Regions from separate parts of the Homo sapiens genome. Here region 2 is linked to region 1. A link is an interaction called in ENCODE POLR2A ChIA-PET data of the cell type or tissue named here. Cell type or tissue: K562. All regions are shown on one strand. Each heading gives the region's core, and the rest is flanking DNA. Links, peaks and the distances in the headings are about the cores only. Region 1 overlaps MBTPS1 (membrane bound transcription factor peptidase, site 1). Region 2 has its middle 35 kb from the start of MLYCD.

Evidence for each region. Peaks named below come from ENCODE experiments on the same cell type or tissue, not always from the same donor. Only the 100,000 strongest peaks of a DNase experiment are listed, where the experiment ranks them.
Region 2: POLR2A ChIA-PET joins it to region 1 with 5 read pairs; 2 of 35 experiments call an interaction of 5 or more read pairs at or near these places.

Annotation. Positions count from the first base shown.
Region 1 is chr16:84,104,278-84,109,654 of GRCh38, forward strand. All of the region lies in intron 1 of MBTPS1 (membrane bound transcription factor peptidase, site 1), which reads right to left. Among named protein-coding and RNA genes, the nearest start is that of MBTPS1, 10 kb to the right of the region's middle. In K562, for the core only: no CTCF peak of the experiment used is centred there; no DNase peak of the experiment used is centred there.
Region 2 is chr16:83,860,949-83,866,325 of GRCh38, forward strand. No RefSeq gene overlaps it. Among named protein-coding and RNA genes, the nearest start is that of MLYCD, 35 kb to the right of the region's middle. In K562, for the core only: no CTCF peak of the experiment used is centred there; a DNase peak (open chromatin) is centred at 2,933; H3K27me3 peaks cover 569 bases.

The DNA of each region.
Region 1 (5,377 bases), core at 63-5,062:
TGAGACCAGCCTGGGCAACGTGGAGAAACCTCATCTCTACAAAAAAAACATTAAAAATTAGCTAGGCATGGTGGCGCGCCTATAGTCCCAGCTACTCAGGAAGATTGCTTTAGCCTGGAGGGTTGCAGTGGGCCAAGAGTGCACCACTACATTCCAGCCTGGGTGACACAGTGAGACTCTCTCTCCACTTAAAAAACAAACAAACAAACAAAAAAGCCTCTTAAAACTTTTCTGCCTCAAGCTAAAGAATCTATGACACATGTGGGCTCCATATAACACAAATATAATTAAGTAATAGTACTGAGAAAATCTTAGACCTAACTGGGTTAAATCAACTTTAATTCAACCTGTTCTAAAATAATTCACTCAAAGGTAAAGACTCTTAGGTAAGAAATTTTAACACAGCCCATGCAGAAGAGATGGCTGATGTTCTCTTACAACTTAGGCAGGTACTTGCCTTTAAAAGAAATGAAAAGAAAGGATTTGGCGGTTTTCAAATGAAAAAAAGGCCAGGCGCGGTGGCTCACACCTGTAATCCTGGGTGTGATTCCACTTTAGGAGGCTGAGGCCGGCGGATCACTTGAGGCCAGGAGTTAGAGACCAGCCTGGCCAACATGGTGAAACCCCATATCTACTAAAAACCAACCAACCGACCCAAAAAAAAAAATACAAAAATTAGTTGGGCATTGTGGTGCATGCCTGTAATCCCAACTACTCCGGAGGGTGAGGCAGGATAATCGTTTGAACCCAGGAGGCAGAGGTTGCAGTGAGCTGAGATTGGGACACTGCAGCAGTCCCGCCTGGGTGACAGCGAGACTCTGTCTCAAAAAAAAAAAATAAATAAATGAAAAAAACTCTCTAAGGTAATCAGTTCTTCCCCAAATTAAAAATAATAATAAATGTGGGGTATGTGGAAAACAGAGAAGGCAATTATTATCATAAGACATTTTACCTTAACTCATTCATTAGATCAGGCAATTTTAGAATACTTACCAAGTTAAGATACTATCAGGTACTACAGAACAAACACGGACTATTAGCTAGTCAGGGCACAACCTTCCAAGTGTGATGTAGTTAAATTTAAGGACAACTAAACAAAATGCAGGAAATGAAAATGTGAAAGGAGAGGCAGGCATCCAGGCCACAGATGCTGAACTGACACACAGTTCTCTCCGGGCTGTGAAGAGGCGGCTTCTGCTGGGGAGGGGGCACTGCAGCAGCTCTGGAAGAATCTGAGCTCAGTAGCACTGAAAGATGGGCGTGAGGGAGGGAGGAGCAGAGCATCCCAAGCGTGGCAACACTGGAACCACAGGAAGACACAGATGTGCACAAGGATCAGCACTGCCCAGCCTGAGGAGGGAGGCAAGGAGGTGTCCGTCTAGCGAGGCTGAAAGACGAGGGGGGAAGAGAGGACCTCAAGCAGGTACACCCCAGCCAACAGCCGGAAATACGGACCTCTTCCATCCAATGGCAGTGAAGAGCACAGAGATAAAACACAGCCCAACGACGAGACTGCTGAGCTCCTGTGTTCACCCATCCAACTCATCTAGTGAGAAACTACTAAAAGCCAGGCACTGTTCTAGGAGTAGGGATAGAGTAATGAACAAAATACCATAGAAATCTCTGACCTCACGGAGCTTACCTTCCAGTGCAGGGAGACAGACCGTAACTAAGACAAGTAAAACATACAGTATTTAGCTGGTGATAAAAACTACATTTGGGAAGGAGAGAAAACAGCTAGGCACGATGGGTCACACCTGTAATCTCAGCACTTTGGGAGGCCAAGGCGGGTGGATCACCTGAGGCCAGGAATTCGAGACCATCCTGGCCAAAATGGTGAAACCCCACCTCTACTAAAAACAAAAAAATTAGTCGTGCGTGGCGACAGGCGCCTGTAGCTCCAGCTACTCAGTAGGCTCAGGCAGAAGAATCACTTGAACCCAGGAGGCAGAGGTTGCAGTGAGTTGAGATCGTGCCACTACACTCCAGCCTGGGCAACAAGAGCAAAACTCCATCTCAAAATAATAATAATAATAAATAAATAAGAAAACACAAAGAAAAGGAATATGACAAGTCAGGAGAGGGCTGGGTTTCTGCTACAGCACTACCTACAGCAGCTGCTGAGAAGGGGTCTTTTCAGTGAAGGCCTGAAGGATGCAGGAAGCTGGCCAAGGGTCTGGGGAAACAGGATCCAGGCAGTGGGAAAGCAAGTGAAAAGGCCCTGGGGCAAGGACCATTCCTGGTGTGTGTGTGAGGAAAGAAAGGCAAAGAGGCCAGCGGGAAGCAAGGGAAAGCCAAAGATGAAATCTGAGGAAACCGGGAGACAGCCCAGGGAAGGCCTGCAGGTCACAGAAAGGACTTCAGCTTTGATTCTGACTGGGAAGAGAAAGCATGAGGCAGTCCTGAGCACGTGTGGCTTGTGTTTTAGCCAGATCGCTCTGGCTTCGGTGTGGAAGGGGGCACAGGCTGAGGCAGGGAGCATCTGGAGGACTTCCGTACAAGAGCCAAGGGAGAGAAGATGCTGGCTTGGACCAGGGCGGGCAGGGGAGGTGATAAGAGGCGATGACATTACAGATACGAAGGCAGAAGTGACAGATGGGCTGTCCACCAGATGTGGGGGCACACAAGTGAGGATTCAAGGCAACACCAAGGCTGGTTGCCCGACTGGACCAGTGGTGCTTGCCCCTAATTGAGATGGGGAAGACAGCAGGAAAGCTGACTTGGGAGACACCAGCAGGAGCTGAGCTCTGAGCATGTTCAATTTCGGATGAGCCTCAGGGTCAAGGGCACGGCTTAGGGCAGAATCCCGGGCAATCCAGTACCTTTTCTTTCAGAGATGGCAAAAGACAGAGGGCACAGGAAAGTCAGAAGGAAACCAAAATCAGTGGGAAATAATTTGCAAAAGGAAGGTGGGCAAGCTGAAGAGACAGAGACCACTAGCTTAGTAACTGGCCCCTTCCAGAAAAGGGCCACACTAGTGAGCGGGTGAGCCTGGCCGCCAGACTGTACCTTACCAAGCCTGTCAACTCCAGCCCACCTGCTCTAGTCACCAAGCCACCAGTGGCTGGAAGGAAGGTGCCTTCAAGTGTAAAAATCCCATGGGGATGAATGATAAGGCTGGAAATGACAGGGACAAGGACACACCCCCTTGCTGTGTTTGGATCTCGTGGACTTGCTTGCGTTCCTAAAAGGTGAGCTAAAATCCAGGCTCTATCAAGACTATTTCAAAGGATTTATGGCTCAAAAAATATGGCAACAGATCCTGAGGTTTCTATAGTTTCCCAATCCTAGAATAAGGTGGTTTCAAAATATAAATTTCCTTTAAGGAAAACAAAAATGCCATAACGGGGGCAAGAGACCAGTAAATGATGGCAGAGGGACTGGGGTCCCCAAGGCTGAGCTTATTACCAACCCCCGAACTCCTGGGCCTATTTTTTTTTTTTTTGAGACAGGGTCCCGCTTGGTCACCCAGGGTGGAGGACAGTGGCACAATCATGGTTCACTGCAGCCTCAACCTCTGAGGCTCAAGTGATCCTCCTACCTCAGCCTACCAAGTTGCACGGACTACAATACGGCACTATGTCCAGCTAATTTTTTTTTTTTTTTTTGTAGAGATGGGGGTCTCACCTTGTTGCCCAGGCTGGTCTCAAACTCCCAGGCTCAAGATATCCTCCTGCCTCAGCCTCTCAGAGTGTTGGGATTATAGGCATGAGCCACTGTGTCTGGCCTGGGCCTAAAGAGATCTTGTCCCCACAGACTCACTAGACAAGTCAGTGAGGCTTTGCAAGCACAGACTGCACTTTCCAGGGTCTAATACATCTATTCAGCTGTGACGAATGGTCCCTCCTGGTTCTCACTATACAATGCAAACCCGATGGGCACACTTCCCAAGATGGGCTCACCACTGAGAGGTAAGCAGACAAGCAGCAGCAGGACAGGCAGACAGAGCATGCACACACAGATACAGACACACAAACCTAAGGAAAAGCACTGTTTTCTTCTTTTTAGATGGAGTCTCACTTTGCTGCCCAGGCTGGAGTGCAATGGCACGACCTCTGCTCACTGCAACCTCCAACTCCCAGCTGAAGCGATTCTCCTGCCTCAGCCTCCTGAGTAGCTGGAATTACAGGCACACGCCACCACACCCAGCTAATTTTTGTATTTTTAGTAGAGACAGGATTTTGCCATGCTGGCCAGGCTGGTCTCGAACTCCTGACCTCAGGTGATCCAGCACCTGCCTCAGCCTCCCAAAGTGCTGGGATTACAGGTGTGAGCCACTGCGCCCAGCCCAAGAAAAGCACTTTCTAAAGAGTGCTAACTCTGCCTTTTCTTCTTCCCTTCCTGAAGAATTCTGCTGAAGACAAGAAGGCAGGCGTTCATGGGAGAATGGCAGAAGCCCACTACAGGGTCTTAAGAGTCTGAGCGGAGTGAGGAAGGTATGTGAAGGGAGAGGCACCAGGTGAGGGGGTCAGAGCCTGGCAAGTGAAGAAGGCACCAGGCAGGCAGTGGGGTGATAGCAGTGAAGGTAAAACTGTTTGATCAAATAAATATTTTACATATAATGGGATGCGGCTTTCTTACTGTCAGAGAAGAAAGTTAGAAATATGAAAGAGAAAAAATAAATGAACCATTCAGTATCAGAACAAAATGATAAATGCTGGTCTGAATTTAAGGTTTTCAATACATAGACTAACAGATGTAGAAAGAAAGAAATCTAAGTGCACGTGTACGTGCTACACACATTTCCTAGCTATCTCCAAAAGGGTGTGGCAGCAGTGAAATCCCAACAGCAAGGAGCCCACCTACTGCCCACAATTGGTTCTAAATATCACTCTCCACTAAAAGAACCTAGGCTCTTTGGACAAAGAACTAGTTCCAGTCTGGGTACGGTAAGAACAAGATGGGTTTGGAACAGTGTCACTCAATGAGGAAAGGCTCACAGAATGATGGGGAAGTGTCCAAGGAACATGGAAGCCAGTTTGGTGGGGCCCCCACTAACAAAATCCGGGACAATCTGAGCATCACGATAAATAATAACAGATCCCAACCCGTGGAATAAAACAGGAAAACAGGAGTCCACAATGACATGAAGTTTGAAAAAGAATGAGATATTTACATCATGTCAAAATGCCCAACTGCCAACAAAATATCTCTTTTCAAAGGGAAAAGTCATTTTACAGTGGAGAAGCTCCACCAAGTTGTCCAAGGGAAGCAGTAATGGGACACACGGAGCCAGGTCTACGAGAGCAGATGCACTGAGAAGAGCCGGCATCACTTCTGGGAGGTTCCTGACAAAGATGCACAACCTGAAATCAAATCATGAGAAACATCAGACCAACCCAAATTGAGGGACATTCTACAGAATCAACTGGCCTAG
Region 2 (5,377 bases), core at 166-5,165, 240 kb before region 1:
AGTTAACCAGATGCTAATTCAGCGCCTCTGTGGTAACCCCCAAATGCCCTATCAAGTTCCCAGGTGATGCTGATGTTGCTGGCTTGGGACCACACTTTGAGGATCATTGTGTTGGGGGAATTGATCCTTATGGAATCAGTGTTAACCTTCAGAGAAGGCCATGTGATCTACATCGGGCTTTCCCATTGATTGCTCTCAAATCTGAATAAAAGATGCCTCTTCGTTACTCATGAAAAAATGTGAATCTGGAAACTGGATCCAGCTCATGGACAAAGCTGACAGAGAGAATGAAGACAGTGTGCAGAGAAGGAAAGACAAGGGGAAGAGGAAGGATTTCTCGTTCCAGCCCTGATGCCTGTTCTTTCTAAGGTTTGACCTCAGCTAATGAGCTGCCCTTTTTGCCTGAGGTAGTTTACAATGTATTTCTGTCACCTGTAACCAAGAGAATTCTGACTGCTACAGAAGGGCAAACAAGAATGCCAATTTATGAAGATACAATGAGGCTGTAACTGACAGTGGCCTCAGTGTCAGTAGAGTTTTTCACTGAAAGAGGCCAGACACAGTGGCTGACGCCTGTAATCCCAGCACTTTGGGAGGCCAAGGCAGGAGGATCACTTGGGCCCCGGAGTTCGAGACCAGCCTGGGCAAAATAGGGAGATCCCTTCTCTACCAAAAAAAAAAAAAATTATCTAGGTGTGGTGGTGTGCACCTGTGATCTTAGTTACTCAGAAGGCTGAGGTGGGAGGATCACTTGAGCCCAGGAGGTGGAGGCTGCAGTAAGCCGTGCTTGTGCCACTATACTCCAGCCTGGGCAACAGAGTGAGACCCTGTCTCAAAAATAATAATTTAAAAAATAAAAACAAAGTCTTTTGCTGAAAGAGTTTAATAGGGTTACCAGATAAAATTCAGATAAGAAATAATTTTTTTAGGGTAAACTATGTCCCAAATATTGCAAAAGATATACCCTAAAAAAATCATTTGTTGTTTATCTGAAATTCAAATAACTGTACATCCTGTGTTTTTGTTCAATCTGGCAACGTTAGCTTAGGAGCAAGGGAGACCTAGGTTTGCCTCTCAGCTTGATCACTGACCATGTGACTGCGGCCTGCATCTCCCAGGCTCCCAGGGCAAGCTGGTCTGGTCAGTGGAGAGGTCAGCAATGATTGAAGGGCAGGAGGAAGAGAAAAGCCACAGTGTTTCTGGGCCCATCTCTGACGGTGGCTGCCTTCCCTCCAGGGCCCCAGCTTCAACTGAACAGCCCACCATGGATCCTATTGGTACACGTATTGCTACATGTATCATATTGGTACATGTATCATAAAGGTACGTATTTTGACATTTTTCACCCAAGATCTGTTCTGTTTGTCTGAGACTCCATTCCAATGAAATCATACACTATGTACTGTTGGGATCTGGCCTCTATCACTTGGCATAATGTTTCTGAGATTCATCCATGTCGTTGCATTTATCAGCAGTTCATTTCTTTTCATTGCTGTGTGTATTCTGTTGTCTGAATATACCACCTTAAATTTCTTCTGCTGTTGGTGGAGACTTGGTTAGTTTCCAACTTGAAACTATTATGAATAAAGCTAGGAAGAACATTTGTATCCATGTCTGTATAGACACGTTTTCATTTCTCTTGGGTAAATATTTAGGAATGGAATTGTTTGATTGTAGGGCAGGTGAATGTTTTGTTTACAAAAGAAAACTTTCTGACCTTTTTCCAAAGAGTTTACCGTGCAGCGACACATGAGCATTGAATGTCTGTTATGACATGTATCTTAGGATGAGGCTACAAATCAAAATGGCTGAGATCCTTTCAAGTCCGGGGTTCTGTGCTTCTCTTGTAATGCCGGTGTTAAGTGTTTTCTAACGCAAAATTCCCCAGGTAATTAGGTATGCAGAAGGTGCCGAGTCAGCAAATCCCCCCCCTTTCCCAGAACTTCTGCAAAGATGAGGAATAAGAGGCAAATGCACTCACTGCAATGTTATATTAATACATTTAGTTCACACAGTTTGGGAAGTGAGCGTGAAGCTGCTAAGTTCCTGGTTGATGCTTGCTATGCTTTGCCTTTGTCCCCACCAAAATCTCATCTTGAATTGTAGCTCCCATAATTCCCACATGCCGTGGGAGGGACCCTGTGGGAGGTAATTGAGTCATGGGGTCAGGTCTTTCCCATGTTTTTTCTCCTGATGGTGAATAAGTCTCATGAGATCTTTCGGTTTTATAAAGGGGAATCTCCCTACACAAGCTCTCTGTTGCCTGCCGCCATGTAAGACATTCCTTGCTCTTCCACCATGATTGTAAGGCCTCCCCAGCGATGTAGAACTGAGTCCATTATATCTCTTTCCTTTATAAATTACCCAGTCTTGGGTATGTCTTTATTAGCAGCGTGAGAACAGACTAATGTAATGCCCGTCAGCTTTAGCTAACCTGTTAGACTATGGGAGGGGCCATGAGGAAGCACACCAGTAATATATAATCCATAGGAAAGCCTTCGTGGTACAACCACCCCACCTGTGCCTTTGCTGAAGACCTTTAGAGAGAGGAAGCCAGCCTTGAGTCCAGGACAAAGATCAGGATGCAGTGGCCCCCAGATTCCTGGTAGTTTGGAAATAACCAAAAACAACCCTAACAGCCACAAATTAAAATAGGGGACATGGTTCCCATCATGGAGGACAGGCAAGGCTGAAGGAGGAACTCAGACGACACCGTCAGGGTTCCTGCCAGCTTGCTTTCCTCCTGTTGGCTGTGTTTCTAAGCAGACTTCCTCTGGTGATCCAAGTTTGCATCCTCAGGTTTGGCAAGCTCTGTGCAAAGGGAGCATCTCTATAATAATATTCCAACTAATAGTATTCCAGTTGGGTCTCATTGGCCTGGCCTGGGTCACATGCCCATCCTTGAGCCAATCAGGGCCAGGAAGATGGAGTAGGCTGATTGGCTGGGCCTGTGTCATGTGACCCCCTTTTGTACTAGTGGCACAAAAATTTCACGTGCTGAGAGTAGGAGGATCCCCTGAGACCAGGAGTTCAAGACCAGCCTGGGCAACATAGCAAGACCCCTTCTCTACCAAAAAAAAAATGTTTTTTTAATTAGCTGGGCATGGTGGTAGCACCCTGTAGTCTCAGCTACTCAGGAGGCTGAGACCAGAGGATTGCTTAAGCCGAGGAGGTCAAAACTGCAGTGAGCCATGACTGTGTCACTGCGCTCCAGCTTGGGCAACAGAGCCAGACCCTGTCTAAAAAAAAGAAAAAGAGAATTCCATGTGCTGAGAGTAAAAGGGAGGATGATTACACCAAATCAACGTGCTGGTAGTGGGGTGAAGGAGTGAGCTGGGCCAGCAGAGCCTCCTACGTCTGCCACATCCTTTTGTCAGCCCACCTGATCCTATGCCGGGAGATATTAGATAATGAGGGTTAAAGCTGTTGTGATTAGCAAGACCTTAGAAAGGTAAACACTCAGGACATGAAGACAAAGCTGCCTCCATTTTTTTCAGTAGTATGTAAAATCAGGCAATACTCTGTCCGGTACTTTATAAAAGTTTACTAAATAGGATTATAAATATACAGAAGTCTCTTTTGAGATTAGTGAAAGACAAAAGAGACATATGTCATTGGGGAAATACTTCTTCTTTCCACTGCAGTAAAAAATGGGTAAAATAATATAGAATGAAATGCAAATACCAAAATGCATTTCTTTGTCAGCATTGTCATTAGAAAAGGCATAGAAAACATGGAACATTTGAAGAAAGTAGGATTAAAATAAATTATGCTGTGTGGAAGGTTTTTTATACAACTGGATGAGAATACATATTTTTTTTCTTTCAAAAAAAACATGTCACAGCTAATGGTATTTGCAAGATTTTGTTTCAATAAAGAAATACACAAAAGGCCACTTTTTCGTGAGCCATTAAATAAAAGATGTACCAGGGAATGCATATTCTCCAAAGTATATTACTTTTTAAATAGGAACACTGTTTCATGGAAAAGCGATAAAGTATAGGTTGTAATGGAATAAAATAGAGCTCAGGCTGTGTGTGTGTGTGTGTGTGTGTGTGTGTGTGTGTGTGTGTGTGTGTGTAAAAATATAGGCCGGGCGCAGTGGCTCACACCTGTAATCCCAGCACTTTGGGAGGCTGAGACAGGCAGATCACCTGAGTTCGGGAGTTCGAGACCAGCCTGACCAACATGGAGAAACCCCATCTCTACTAAAAATACAAAATTAGCCAGGCATGGTGGCATATGCCTGTAATCCCAGCTACTCAGGAGGCTGAGGCAGGAGAATCGCTTGAACCCGGGAGGTGGAGTTTGCAGTGAGCCAAGATCGCACCACAGCACTCCAGCCTGGGCAACAAGAGTGAAAATCTGTCTCAAAAAAAGAAAAGAAAAGAAAAGAAAATTTAAAGTATAATAAAGATGGCACCACAATAAACAGTAGATTGCTCAATAGATGGTATTAGGAAAACTGAGGCAAGATTCCTGTGTAACATTTTACAGAAAAGTGGCCTCCAGTGAATTAAGAGTTAAACACGAAAGATGGAACTATAAAGCCAATAGAAGAAACTTAGGAAAATGTCTTTCTGAGCAAAAACAGAGGAAGAAATTATCAAAAAACATTTTGAAGCATAAAGCATAAGGCAAAAACAATCAATGAATTTGACTACATCAAAATTAAGGCTTATCAGCTTAATGTGTTTTGGGGCTGAGACGTTGGGATTTTCTAAATATAGAATCCTGTCATCTGCAAACAGTGACAATTTTACTTCCTCTCTTCCTATTTAAATACCCATTATTTCTTTCTCTTGCCTGATTGCCCTGGCCAGAACTTCTAATACTATGTTGAATAGGAGTAGTGAGAGAGGGCATCCTTGTCTTGTGCCAGTTTTCAAAGGGAATGCTTCCAGCTTTTGCCCATTCAGTATGATATTGGCTATAGGTTTTTCATAAATAGCTCTTACTATTTTGAGATATGTTCCATCAGTACCTAGTTTATTGAGAGTTTTTAACAAGAAGGGATGTCGAATTTTATTGAAGGACTGTTCTGCATCTGAGATAATCATGTGGTTTTTGTCGTTGGTTCTGTTTATGTGATGGATTATGTTTATTGATTTGCGTATGTTGAACCAGCCTTGCATCCCAGGGATGAAGCTGACTTGATCGCGGAGGATAAGCTTTTTGATGTGCTGCTGGATTCGGGTTGCCAGTATTTTACTGAGGATTTTCACCTCGATAACTCATCAGGGATATTGGCCTGAAGTTTTCTTTTTTTGTTGTGTCTCTGCCAGGTTTTGGTGTGATGCTGGCCTCATGAAATGACTTATAGAGGAGTCCCTCCTTTTCAATTCTTTGGAATATTTTCAGAAGGAATGATACCAGC